Regions from separate parts of the Homo sapiens genome. Here region 2 is linked to region 1. A link is a contact called in ENCODE Hi-C or POLR2A ChIA-PET data. All regions are on one chromosome and are shown on one strand. Each heading gives the region's core, a stretch centred on a gene start or an enhancer-like site at or near the end of the contact. The rest is flanking DNA. Distances are from core to core; before and after follow the strand shown.

The links. Hi-C counts contacts between places; a loop is a spot of excess contacts on that map. ChIA-PET counts read pairs that join two places held with the same protein, here RNA polymerase II (POLR2A). Pooled maps may share reads with other maps.
Region 2: a loop to region 1 is called in a map of chondrocyte, with 4 times the contacts of the local background. The contact joins two enhancer-like sites. A Hi-C loop is called at or near these places in 1 of 168 maps with a recorded cell type or tissue (chondrocyte) and 1 of 50 pooled maps. POLR2A ChIA-PET finds 5 or more read pairs at or near these places in 1 of 52 experiments (BJ).

Annotation. Positions count from the first base shown.
Region 1 is chr5:92,550,194-92,557,311 of GRCh38, reverse strand. It overlaps LOC105379082 (a long non-coding RNA gene), which reads left to right. Exons shown (of 4, transcript NR_188298.1): 4 at 3,841-4,175. Among named protein-coding and RNA genes, the nearest start is that of LINC02058, 390 kb to the left of the region's middle. Within about 2 kb of position 4,576, at least 6 of the 41 ENCODE cell types and tissues checked have a DNase peak (open chromatin) inside an H3K27ac peak, as active enhancers do.
Region 2 is chr5:93,599,796-93,606,913 of GRCh38, reverse strand. No RefSeq gene overlaps it. Among named protein-coding and RNA genes, the nearest start is that of MIR2277, 17 kb to the left of the region's middle. RefSeq lists an enhancer at 7,023-7,118. Within about 2 kb of position 2,538, at least 6 of the 41 ENCODE cell types and tissues checked have a DNase peak (open chromatin) inside an H3K27ac peak, as active enhancers do.

The DNA.
Region 1 (7,118 bases), core at 3,327-5,826:
CAATTTTATTTACTCCATCATTAACATGTGCTAAGTGAATATCTAAAGCAAGCTTGTCCAACCTGCGGCCTGTGGGCTGCATGCGGCCCAGCATGGCTTTGAATGTGACCCAACACAAATTTGTAAACTTTCTTAAAAGATTATGAGGGTTTATTTGCGATTATTTTTCTTTTTGCTCATCGGCTGTTGTTAGTGTATTTTATGTGTGACCCAAGACAATTCTTCTTCCAATGTGACCCAGGGAAGCCAAAAGATTGGACACCCCTGACCTAAAGTGTAATCCATACTCTGATAGATGGTTTTCAGTAACACAAATTCAACATAAAACTGAACATACATTTTCATGAGCAACTACTAGGTTCCAGGTACATGACTGCTATAGAGCATTAGAGTTCTAATACTAAGTAAAGCAGAGTGATTTTTAAAATCTAAATACAGTTTAGCCAGGAAGAGTGAAGTATAAACCAATCATTGAAATTTAGAGGGCACTGTAAAGAAAACCCATATACATGGAAGAAAGAAAAGGCAGGGTCAACTTCTTAGTTGTGAGGAAGGATCTTGAAGAAAAGATTACTCTGTTTTTGCATTGCCATAAAGAAATACTTGAGGCTGGGCAATTTATAAGAAAAAAGGGTTAATTGGCTCACAGTTCTTCAGGCTGTACAGGAAGCATAGTGGCATCTGCTTCTGGGGAGACCACAGGAAGCTTCTAGTCATGGCAGAAGGCAAAGGGGGAACAGGCACATGCTGAAAGCAGGAGCAAGCGAGAGCCAGCAGCGAAGTGCTGCACACTTTTACACAACCAGATCTCCCGTAACTCACTCACTATCATGAGAACAGCAGCAAGGGGATGGTGCTAAACCATTCATGAGACTCCAACCCATGACCCAGTCACCTCTCACCAGGCCCAACCTCCAACATTGAGGATTACAGTTAGACAATTCAATATGAGATTGGGGCAGGGACACACATCCAAACTATATCAGATAATGATAATATGACTTAAAAAAAAAAGATCTGTATAGTCTCACCTAACAGTAGCCTGCCTGGGGCAGGAAGACAAATGGAGTTCATGTCTCTAAATATTTACAATTATAAATTAAGGTAACAAAATTGCTACCCAGAACATATTCAAATGTCCTACCCTGTCAACTATAGCTTTTGAGCAACAAAATATGAAAATAAGTCATGAATCAATGTTTATATGACTGGAGAAAGAAAAATATTAAACATGATGGAATTTGATTATTTCCCATATTTAGATCTTCTGTTTATGAGTAAGGACATTTAAACTAGTAATAAAGGAAACATACATAGTTTATAAATATATGTAAACATTTTATAAAATTTATTTTTCCTACCTTCATTTCAATACAATTCAATAATTTTACTCGTATTTTCAGATTTACACAGATTATGAAAAAATTTTAACCTGAGATTTTTAGTTTTTTAGTTCTAAAGTATATTTTTAATTAAATTTAGCTGTTTTCATAACATTTAATCCACATTACCATCATATGTGCCAAAAAGTAAGGCCAAATTTGATATGTGATTTGCTTTTCAAGAAATAAATTTAATCATCTGGATAACTGAACAAGAGAATGCTAAATATACACTTAAGAAGATAGATAATATTGCAGTTCTTTATTTTTCTGCTTATTACCTGACTTCAAAATGATGATTTCCATAAAATTTCTTGGTAATTCTAAAAGATAGTAGAAACAAATCAAAATGAGAAACAAATGAATAAATAAAATGCAATATTTTATTTGACTTCTGAAAATATATGCAGTCTTAAAGCTATAAACCTTATAACACCAGACCTCCAAAACATCTGGATATGAGGTATTAAATAACATATGGATATCTGATTTTTTTTTCAGATTTCTCCTAGTTTTCGTATAGTGCACATGCAAATTGCAAAGAATCAACAAAGTCTTCCTGATCTCTATATATTTTTTCTTAATAGTTTTCAAGGAAAATGCAGCCAGGCTTGGTGGTCTGGTCATTTGAAATCTCTAAAGGAGCTTAAATATAAGTAAACATCAATGCGAAATCATAAAAACAAAACTGATTGTTATTTCCAACTGCAGTGATTCAATGTTGATGCCCACCCAAGGCAATCCCTTGGTTCCGTCTTCTGACACTGTATTAGAATGTCAACTTGTGGATTCACCTTAGCTGTTAATAAGAAATTTTGTCTTTATCATGAAGATTGGATCTTGGGTCCTTGTGTCAACATTAAAATAGTAATAAAGTGATGAAATACAAAATACCTAGGAATATTATAGGATCTGAATCTTCTAACTGGGTACATAGATACTTGAGCACATTAAATGAATTAGTGTTAATCACAAGTGTATCATGTAACTCAAGTAGATTGTGTGGCCCTGAAATTCCTGAGGGTTGCCTGTTGTTTCACATGCTGCCAGAACTTGAATGCCGCCACCACCCTCCCCTCACCCCACTCCCTGGGGGACTAAGCAGAGATTATTAGACTCTAACTTCCAGAAAAAGGGCTAAGTCTTAAACATATCTAAGATTATTACTATAGAAATGTTATTGCTTAATTTTAATGAGTATGTTGACCATTTAAGTTGACAGTCCTTGTCACAATTTATCAAAGACAAATTAGCATAGTTAGAGTCACCAAAAGGAAACTATTAAAACCTAAGTGTTTTCACTTCTTCTGATCTGGCACTTTTCCTATAGAACTATATATCACTTTAGTGCTTCTTAATTAAAAGTGATGTCTTCCTCCAACTTAGATCTGTACTGCAAACATTCCCTGTCCCATGTTGCTTTTGATTTACAAAGTACAATATAAAACTGGATTATATTATCTTCAAATAAAATCAACACCAGTGATGTTGCTTTGAGTGGTTTATAACAGTGATTTCACTAGATGCAGTGAAAATGCACAATACCTGGGAATTAGAAATTTGCTCTTTTCAAATATTGAAACACTTCCCTTTCTTCTAAATTAACATTATATTTTATTAACCTATAAAATCTCATACTATATGTGTACTTGACTTCTAATATGCTAAATTTAGGGTATCTCCTCTTACTAGGTATTTATTATCGATTAAATATCTAGAGCAGTTATTTAAAAATGCCTATTCCTTTTGTAAATTTAGAGGCTATAGATAGATCAAATTGTAATTATGTAACATTTAATTTTTAGATGAAAATTGTATTGAGATAATTTTATATTCACATGCAGTTGAAAGAAATAATAAAGAGATACTGTGTATACTTTACCTAGTTTCTGCTAAAGGTAAACTATAGTATAACATTAGCCTAGGATATTGACTTTGATATCAATTTTATCCAGCTTTTTCAGTTTTATTTTTACTCATTTGTGTGCATGTATATTTAGTTCTATATGCTTTTATCCATATATTGTTATTAATATTTAATTTTAACATGTAAATATTTTCTTAAATTTTAAGTATCTATTAACTGTTGTTTATGAATTATATGACATATAATCGATCCTTAAAAATATAAAATAACTACTAAAATAGGTTTCTTTTAGTATTCTAATCGATAAAAACATTAATTTTAGACTTGGCTAAATATTACTATCAAGTAGTTTGTAAAGGTTGACTAATAGTTCCCCAAATGAATAGTTTAAAAACACCATTGACATTCTTTTTTCCTTTTGAATTCACACCACAGTTTTTAACTAGAGGTTCAAAAGAGGTTAAGAAATATGAATCCATTTTCAGTATTTGGGGCATCAGCTCATTAAGAGTAATAGAGCAGGCTTCCAGTTTGAAAAAGGCACTGACTCAAATGTGTAATGATTTCACTTTCAAATTTCTTTTATCTCAGCTGCTTCTACTTCAACAAATACAAGTGCTTCAGATATAATAAGAAGACTAATGAGGATTGCAGATGATTACAACAATATTATAATACTTCCCAAGGCATAATGACATTTTTTTCCCAAATTAAGGAAAAAAGGTTTTTTCTTGTTAGAGTCTTTATTGCCTGAATATGACCTCAGTTAAAACCAGGAACCCAACTTTAGAACAAATCTATGAATAAGTATTTTTTTAGTAAGACTTCTTAGCTTATAATGGAAGTTTTATTAACTTTAGCAAGGACTATGTATGTGCTACAGGATTACATCCTTAAAATAAAATGTGCCAAAACGGGTCATTTGACATCACTGCCTCATTGCTGTTCAGAGTTGGCATTTTGCTGATCACCTCACCATGTACTCTTGGGTACTTTCTCTATAAAGTGGTTACAAGTCCAGCCTTCTGATGTTATAGTTGGATGCACTATATAAAAGGGCCATTTTCTACTAAGTACCTTACTTGCTTCAGAGCCAGAGTACAGCTCTTTCATCAGTCACAGTTTTGAAACAGCAGGGGTACAATGTATCAGTTTGTTCAAAGTAGACATTGTGCTGTTTACAGAGAAATTGTGACAAATCAGGAAAGAATTTATAACCAACGCTATACAACATAACTTAAACAACAAAAAATAAAGTGCATAATCTGACTCACAAAATGAGACATCTGCAAACCACTACAGCAAATTGTGTAATGAACAGCCTCTCCAGGGTCTTCATGTAATTCAAAGCTGTTTTTGGCTCCCTTTCATTCTGAGTTTGAAGACAGATTATTTTACAAGGTACATCAGCCTTTAGGGAACAGCAATTTCCTCCTTCCCTCAGCCTTGCCTCCCCACAACACAAATGTAACTTTTTAAACTGTTTATCTTTGATCAAAAATATATTACTTAGCGTACTAAGTAAACAGCCGAACATTTTGTCATAGAAATTATTGCTTCCTGTGGCTATTTTTAGTGGCTTTTTTTCCCCACATTTTCTGGGCAATTGGTAATAAGGCTGATAACCCTGCCATTTGTTGCTGTAATGATCTCAGAAAAACATTTTGAAATACGATCTGCTCTTTAGTGTAATGGATAAACTACTATGCTGCCAGGAATTATACCCAACTTCCTCACTCAATAGTCATGGGAACTTAAGCAACAACCACAACCCACACACATAATGCAGGAAACGATACGGAACACATATATTACATTTCTGTGGTGATGTGGTTACCAAGAATGGGCACTAGCGTTGCTGAAGCACCAGAAATATTAAATCAAGATGATGCAAAATATGGAAATGCTGATATACTATACTCAATTGTAAATTATCTTGCTTTTTGAAACAGTTTGCTAGCCACCTATTAAATGATGAATTTTCTCTAAAATAATACATTTAAATATAAAAAAGAAAGCATTTTAAATAGAATGCCATTCAATTTTGCTTTTTGCTGTTATACAAAATCATTTTCAGTCCTATATATATTCACAATACTTCTAATATTCTTGAATACAGCTTCATTATCTTTTTCTTAATTTGAATTTGAAAATATTATAAAACAATCAGCATGCTTCTATTATTTATAAATTCTTTTTAATATTCATATTAGAGAAGTTATATATTTGTACATATTGCCTGTTTTTTTCTGTTTCCAACATTTACTGTGGATGATTTATTATTTGTATATATATATTTTTTAACTATAATTTTGGAACTACACTGCATCTTTACGTCTAGAATAGACCTTAAAAGTTAGGGGTTATCAGCTCTACTTGTTTCTTCTGTGTCTGACATATAGCCAGAGCACATAAAACAAGTCTTTACCTGTTTTCTAATACTTACTGATTGCACTGTGGGTAGTTTGAATTTAGAGACAAATATTTACTTGATTTTTATCAAAAATATATCTATCATACTACTTCTTATGTTTAAATGATTGCTTTTATTTTGTTTCTTAATATAGAAGTACCAGTAATTCTATGAATGGTGAAAGAAAAATAACAGTTTTGTTGTTTCTCTTCTAATATCTGTCTTAATCACTAATCTGATAATTTAAAAATATATATGTATATATTTATATATACATATATATATAGAGAGAGAGAAACAGAGAGAGAGAGAGAAATTTCATGCTCCATACTATGTTTCCCAAATCCTATACCTCTTAAAAAGATTATGGAACCTGGAACCTGGAGAGAAAAAAAAATGAAACCAAACAATATCTCAGAAATGTAGAGACTCGGGATCTGTGAAGTCGCTTCTGATGTGGAGATGCTTTTTGAAGTTTTAAAATGACAGCGTTGAAACATCTCTCTGCCTTCCCTTTGCGCTCTCTTATATCTGCTTAAGTGTCTTTGTCAGAAGTATTCTTCTGGTAACTATGGCTCAATCCAAGAATTCTCTAGAGAATTCTTAAAAGTATTTGTTAACAAATAAGAAAGTTTATTACTGAGGGCAGACCTCATTTTAAAAATATGTTATTCTATTACTAAATGTGCAAAATTGGATATATATATATACACACATATATGCACACAACTGCTTAGCAATCATGTTACGTGTTCCTCAAAATTGCATTTATCTTTATGGTGTAAGACTATCTACAATAATTCTCAAGGTCTGTTTTCTGATGAAGAGAAGGTGGAGATGTAAAATGATACTATTTTTTCTTCCTAAAATTGTCATAGAAACATGTTAAGTCCTTAGCTTTCTGGTCCCCACTGAGGCCCAGAACACATGAGTAGATGATGTAGCAAAATCAAAGATCACTTGATTTTTAAAAGATAAGTTTCACATCTTATATTTTACAACCCAAAAGGAAACTAAGTTCGGAACAATAATAAAGCTAATATTTATGTGTTTAAATTAATAATCTTGTTTGATTTGAGCATATGTTGTATTTTAGGAAGCAATAGTTGAACTACAGAATTTCAATATTATAAAGAATTATAGAAATTATAATGTATGACAAAAGAAAAAATTCTATATTGCCTCTATTAGATTCAAATTAGTATGATAAGAAAAATATACAACCAAAGGTATAATTTTGTCATCACTTCAAATTGTCAAGCACAATTTAAGAAATGTAAAGATTACGTCTGTACAAAGAAAATCTGGCAATGCTTTTCCAATTTTCCTAACTACTAGGATGTAGGCAGAACATACTGATGAAAAACAATTACCTAATAAAATTCTGATATAAGATATAAGAAAATAATCCTGCTTAGCAGAAGTGCAATTTAATCATTCAATTTTATTACATTCT
Region 2 (7,118 bases), core at 1,289-3,788, 1.1 Mb before region 1:
CATTGATTCACATTGTTCTTAGAATACAGAGCCAGAGCTAGGCTTTTCTATTGTTCTCTCCTCATCTCCATGTCCCACACACAATTTTTTTCCCAGTGAAGTGAAGTTTTGTAAAATAACAACAAAAACAAAAACAAAAAAATTAGAAAATGAAATATTAAAATATTCCTGTTGAATATCAAATGCTACTCCAATCTCAGGTTTGCTACTTAATGAACACAAGCACAATAGATATGAAATAACAGTCCTCTTGATTTTTCTACTGTGCTATTTGCTGTGCAAAACAACCACATTAAGAATAAAGGAAGCATGAGATAAGAGTATGCTTAACACACTCACAGGTCATAGAACTTACAGGAAAAAAAAATCTCAGAAAAATCACAACCCACCCAACAAACCTAAGCCAATAAAGAGAGACTTCATAGTTTAACCCACAATTTAGAACACATCTAATACATTTCTACAAAACCTCCTTTTCTCCTTATGCCTGAAAATATGTGTAAAGATCTGAGGATGGACAGTAGACACAATTCATGCTCTCTCTTATTTCCCTCTCCCTCTCTGAAGTTCAGAAGAAAAGTTCCCAGGGCAGTCTTGCCTCCGGATGCCAATAAAAATTTAACTTTGTGTGTGTGTGTGTGTGTGTGTGTGTGTGTGTGTGTCTTGTTAAATAGTACATTTCTCCCATCAAGGTCTTCTTAAACACGGAACCTTCTCCTAGACAGGGTACCCAGCTGTTTAATTTAACATTGATTTATTGCTTTTAAAAGTAAATTTACACACATGCCAGCAGCGCTCCGTTTTGTTTCCCCAGACCCTGAGATTTATTTTCTACTTAGCGCTTGTCTGACAAAACAATGTCCTTTAACTTTATTACACATCGATAAGGAAATCTGTCTTATTTTTGTTCAGATTTATTGCTGTGTTACTTGTGGGGACTTTTGTGATCCAGAAAGGCTCAGGTCCGAAAATAAATAGAAAATTAAACAGAGTTGATCACAAAATAATGATCAAAACCTTACAATATTGTCCAGCCTATATCAGCCTGCTGGGGGGTGAGGTGGGGTGGGACAGAGGATGATGCTCCCCTAGTGAGCACAGTTGCTCTGGAAGAAAACAAAATGTCTTTAATGGGCAGGTAGCGTTTGAAGGTGGAGTAGCCAAATCTGGGTTCTGTAATATCTCCAAGTTCTTGGTTGAAATGTATTTGGGATTACAGGGCAGGGAGGTGCATCTGCGGGACTCCCCACCCTATGGCGGCCTTACCTCCGTGCAGAACTCCCAATTATCACGCGTTCGTGATGACTGAGCCCAAGGGAATTAAGATGGACTTTGAAGCAGCTTTTACGGTACACTTCATCTACATTTGGGTTTTCTTTAGTTCTCATTAAAAGGGCCACTTTCTTCTTTTCATTGATATATGTCTTTGTGTCCTTCATTTCACACTCTTAAAAAAAGTTCTCTCATCAGATCAAGTGCAAAAAGGAGGGGACGACATAATAACCATCATAATCATGATAACAACAACAACAACAAACAAGTGGTACTGTGGGTTTAAATCTTTTTTAAAAGAAGGTTTTCTCCTCTATATGGCATGGCCCTCCAATTAAAAAAAAAAAAGCTGGGGTTGAGAATGAGGATAATAAAAGTGTTTCTAAGGTTAAATTACATGAAGGCAGGCTTAAAAAAAAATCTCTGAATGTGATGAGCTTTCCTCTCCCATCCTGATTTCTCACAGAGACATTCAGTAATCACTTTAGAGCTGTTCACATGAGGAAATGAGGACACTATCTTTTCTAGTAAGAAGTGAAGATGTGACAGGTTTTGTTATTGGAATGAGGGAGAACTTCGTAAGATATTCCCTTTTTTCGCCCCTACAAACCCAGCATCTTTAAAACCCCCTGTCTGAAAGCGTGACTCGTCTGTTGCCTTTCCACTCTGGTCAGTGGGTCCTCGAAAACACCATAACATGTTTCAATAATTCTGACAAACCCATGAAGATTTTTTAAAGTTAATGAATCATTCTTTCTCCTGAAAACACATAAAAACACGTTTGTGCACGCAATTCCAATCTAATGAGAGAAAGAAAGAAAAGGGAAGGAAGGAAGGAAAGAAGGAAGGAAGGAAGGAACGGAGGGAGGGAGGGAGGGAGGGAAGGAAGGAAAGGAAGGGAGGGTAAGGACAGAAAGGAAAGAAAGAAAAATAGGAAAAAAGGAAAGGAAAAAATATCCCTCTTTAAAAGGGGGGAGGTGGAGTAACTGCGAAACATTGAAAATTCTCCTATTCATATTAGGAGCTTCTTCTTCTTCTTCTTCTTTTTTTTTTCTGTTTGCCCTTTGAAAAGGGGTCCTGTCACTCAGAAAGGGGCTGTTTCTTCAACCTCCTCCCCATCCACCCACCAGCCGGCCCCCCTCAGCCTCGCAGCCGGCCCCGGCCCACCCCGCGGCCCTCCCAGCGCACACACAGTTTCTTCCAAGTGCTTTTTCAAGTAAGAGCCGGAGAGATGAGAGGTGCGGCTTCTCCAGCGCGGAGCCAGACAAGTACTTCTCATCCCGGCGGAGCGCGGCCCGGCGCGGCCAGCCCGAGGCCCGGACGTTCTATGTCAAGAAGCCCCACGGCCCCCCGGGCTGGCCGCCCCTCCCCGCGGCTGGACAGCGACGTCGCGCTCGGGCCTGTCACGTGGCCGCGCCCCCCCGTGCCCCCGCGGAGCCCTTTGTTAAGCCCCCGGGTCTCCACGCGCGGCCGCCGTGGCTGGGGCGGTGCCGCATGGTGGATGCGCCCGGAAGACGATCGGGGTACCCTGGCTTTGCCTCGGCTCACCACGCAGCCCCCAAACACCTTGGGCGGAGGCCCCAAGCACTTGGCAAATCAAGATTCTCAGTCCTTTGAGGAAAACGGCCCTGGGCCACCTCCAGTGTTTCAAACCAAAGGCACAAAGTGGGGCAAGGGGGCCAGTGGAGGGCGCGCCTCTGCACAGGGGTGTAACCACTGGGCTGACTTCCCTCCTCCTTTCCATTCCGCCTCACCAGTTCCTCGCCTTTTTTTTTTCTCTTCTCTTATCCTCTGCCACGCTCAGAGGCTCAGTGGGTGGGAGTGTGTGTGTAAATGTGTGTGTGGTGTGTGTGTGTGTGCGTGCATGTGCAGTTAGGTGAAATTTCATAAGAATATGTCCTAGGCTTATCAACTTGCTAGGTTGAGGGAGGATGTTCTCCAGTAAATGGACTGGAGGGAGAGTTTAAGCGACTTATTTGGGAGGAAATAGGGGGTCAGATTTGGTCTAAGTGGAACATCTGCAAAACATTCAAGCAGCTTATTCAACAAAGAATCTAGCCATTTATTGTAGAAATAATAAAAAGCCACTAATGATTATAGTTCCCACCCCTTCCCCCAAAAGGCCAAATCATAATGAAATAATTCAAAGGTAGGCCTCATTTCCTAATAGTGGAATTAAACAACAACAAAAAAGAGCCCAACTAAACTTTCCAGCTCGGCCTTCTTAAGGGCCTGGGAACCTTGCTGAGAAATTAGGTAAATAAAAGGCGAGATGGAATTTCTGTTGAGCTGAGGCTGCAGTGCCCCGACTTGCACATAGTTCTGCCTTGATACGCAATTAAATTACAGTAAATTCCTCTTTAAATAATAAAATTTGGAAGACTCCTCAGGATTCGAAGATGTCTGGGGTTAAGTAGCTTTTAAAACGTCAGTTTTTAAATGGCTTGTGCAATGAATAGCTACCTTTAAATTCTAAAACCATTATAAATGTGCTATACATCTGGGTGCTAGTTTGTCTCTCCATATTTCTTTTTAAAATGAGGAAAGAATTCATAAAAAGCTACTTGGCACACTTTATTTTAGGAAAGCAGATGTTAATTTTTTCACGTATCATTTTATGACCAAGTACATGTGTAACGTTGGAAAGCATCCAGAACGCCTCTATTATTTGCTAAATGACTGTTAGTTGAGGCGTATTATTCTCAGCCTAACCACGGTATAGGTTATATCAATAAAGTAAACATCTGTGATTTTTTTTTAACCAGGGGAGGGGGTGGGTAGAAAGAGTTACCATAAGCGAGGCAGGGAGGGGAGAGTTTAGGTAGGAAGAGCACACCTGCGTTGTAGCAAATAGAATATTTATATTGTTCGGTGCAAAACAAAGTCCCTCAGTCAGGCACTCGGGGTTATTTACATGGCGGGAGATAAAGTTGAAAGCCTTTTCCGGCGTGCCAAATGGGATTCTCCCAGTGGCCTTCTGCGTAGCAAGATAACTGGTACCGAGTGCTCCTGGCGGCGTCGGGCCTTCTCCCGCCAGCTCCCCTTCCCTGCACGCCAGCCCCAGGCCCAGACCGGGTTGAGCCAGGCGCTCAGGCTCTAGGAATTCCCAGGCACCGCGGAAATTTCAGCGGGGTTCCCAGCCTAGAAATATGCTCAGGAAGCGTCCTCATTTGCCCTGCGTCGCTCGAGGACGCCGGCGCCCAGGATAAGCCAGTGGGGTGATAATTAATGGAATACAATATTTATGGTCCGATGTATTGACTCTGAGGCAAGCGCGCCGTGTAGAGTCCGTGGGGGTCTGACAAACAGGGGTTAGTGAACAAACATAATGACCGGAGTACTTATGTCTATCCGGTTTACTCACTTAAACCCAAGGTATGTAACATCACGATAAATATTAATATCCACCTCGACAGACCCTCAGCACCGCTGTCCTCCTAAACTCTCCCTTCCTGAGCGCTGCCCTTAACAAAAAGGCCAGAGAGGAGGTTTTTAACATAAAATGCTGCAAATATGAAAAATAGGTCACCAATAAAATTGGTCTCAGCATGGAGCGTAATTGCAACAAAGTGCCGCCGAGTAAAATCGAGGAGTGAGCTGGCTGAGGCGGCACAGTCGCGAACCATCTGGTGTGTATTAAGAGTGGTGCTGTAAATATTGCTGAGAGCTAATGCATTATCGGCTTCTATAAGTGCACAGGGCCTCTAAGCTTTCCATATGTTAGAATATGTAGATCGGGTGAGAGCAAGGAAAGGTGTCTTATCAATCACAGGCTTCTAAAGCATTGTTTTGCCCACTCTTTGTGGATTTTTGGCCCCCCAAAGTGTAGGATATACATTCTCATTCTCTCCCCCCACCACCCTTTTTCCTCTTCTGTCAATTCCTCTTTCTCTTTTTCTCTTGCTCTTTCTCCCAGCTCCTTCCTTCCATACCCTCCTCCTCTCTCCCCTCTCTCCAAGGGGATAGGGCAGGCATTGCTGACGTCACTTCACATCAGTAAAAGAGAGTAACTGTTTCAGAGAGGAAGAAAAAAATCATCTGTTTTTCATCAGTACTAAAGTTTTGCCTCTTTAATAGAAATGGGCTGCCCAGGCTGAGTACTCCTTGTGTTTTGAAGCTTATAATCACTACTACCCCCTTTTGGAGGGTGGCCCAAGAGGTGGGGAGGTGTTCTTCATCCTGTGCGCTGATTCATTTTATATGTGGTTCTAATGCCAGAATCAGCTCAAATAGATGAAACTAATAAGGTGCAAAGATAATGTCTTCTAGAGATTTCACATCTACACCTCCTAGGCAACTTTTGTCAAGGAGAGTGGAGGGCTCCTGGTTCCATGACACTTCTGCTTTGAGTCCTGGAACTTCTTCCTTTCTCTGGAGCCTCCCTCCATAATTCCACCCCCCACATACCTAACCGCCACACACAGCACAGCTAATAAATTTCCTGCTGTCACATTACTTTTCTGGGGAAAACAGAGTCCTCCTTTTCCTGATGATACCCCACATCTAAGAGTTTACTATAATTACCCCCCATCTCCTCTGAACCCCTCTCCACATATTCCTCAGCTACAAGTTTTTAGTCAAATCCAGTGCTAGGAAGTTTATTTACGTTGTCCCACAGAGATCATTTTCTCTCCTTCAAAATTGGCCTGGTCTGTTATTCTTCCTACTTTCCTTCTCCTTCCTTTTCTCCCCACCTCTACCTCCTGTGCACATATAGTACAAACCTCCAGCACTTCTAATGTGGATAAACCTGCTGGTCATGACAACCCAAGTTCAATCAGCAAATAAATAAAACTCTTACTTTTCTTTTTTGGCTGCCGGCTGCACTCCCCCTCTGGCCGTTGCCTCCTTTAATTATAGGAGCTATATTTCTTCCCTGGGAGACATTCGAGGGGATTTTTAGTTGGAAACTCGTTTCTGCTGAGTTATTTTGGAGCCAGGACCAGTGAGTGAGTGGCCCGTACCCAGAGGCTTTGAGTGAAGTGCAGATTGAGACATATCGAGTTCCCTTTAAAAGGATCATTTCATGTGGGAGGCTGGACACAAAGTTTGCACTCGTGACTGGCATTCCAGTGAGAGACATGCATATTTTAAAACAACAAAGCAAGCTGGAAAGAAAGCTTAGGGGAGGGGGAAAAACTTGGAAAGAAGTTACTAAGTGACAAACATCTGTCAACATGGGATAATTTGTACACTCCAATGTAAAACTATCTGCCTAGTTTGATGGAGTTCAAGGAACAGGATCTGGGAGAGCAAAGTGGATACATATTTATCCCCGTTGAGATATGGCTAAAAGACACTTCTCCCCCAAATAGGTGTAAGGTCATTAAAACTGCATGATTGAGCATAATTTTTAAATGCTTCTTACAACAATAGAAATTTCTAAAATTGCATTTTTCTGATAGTTAATACAAAACTAGATCTATGTAATTTTAAGATGTATTTCATTTAAAGAACAATGGAGAGCAATAAAATAATGAGCAAGATGCTTATTACAGAAAACAAAATGAATTTTATCTCATAATAAAATATGACCAAGAGAAAGAAAGCGGGGTGGGAAGCTCAAACAACCCCTGATTGCTATGTTCTAGAAAGTTTTAACCGAAAGTACCAGCTTTACATGTGTATGTGAATCAAACATGTAAACATCCACCTCTCTTTGTGTAAACAAGGAAAAATGGCAAAATATTTTCAGAGAATTTTTCTCTCCCATTTAAGTTTGAAGTTTCAACAAGCATATTATACTTTGAGAGAGAAAAGCAAAAAAGTTCCCTCTTTAAGAGGAAAGTTTTTAAAAGCAGAGTGAAAGATCAGGCAAGATCCTGGTATGTCTTTTTTTAGGCACC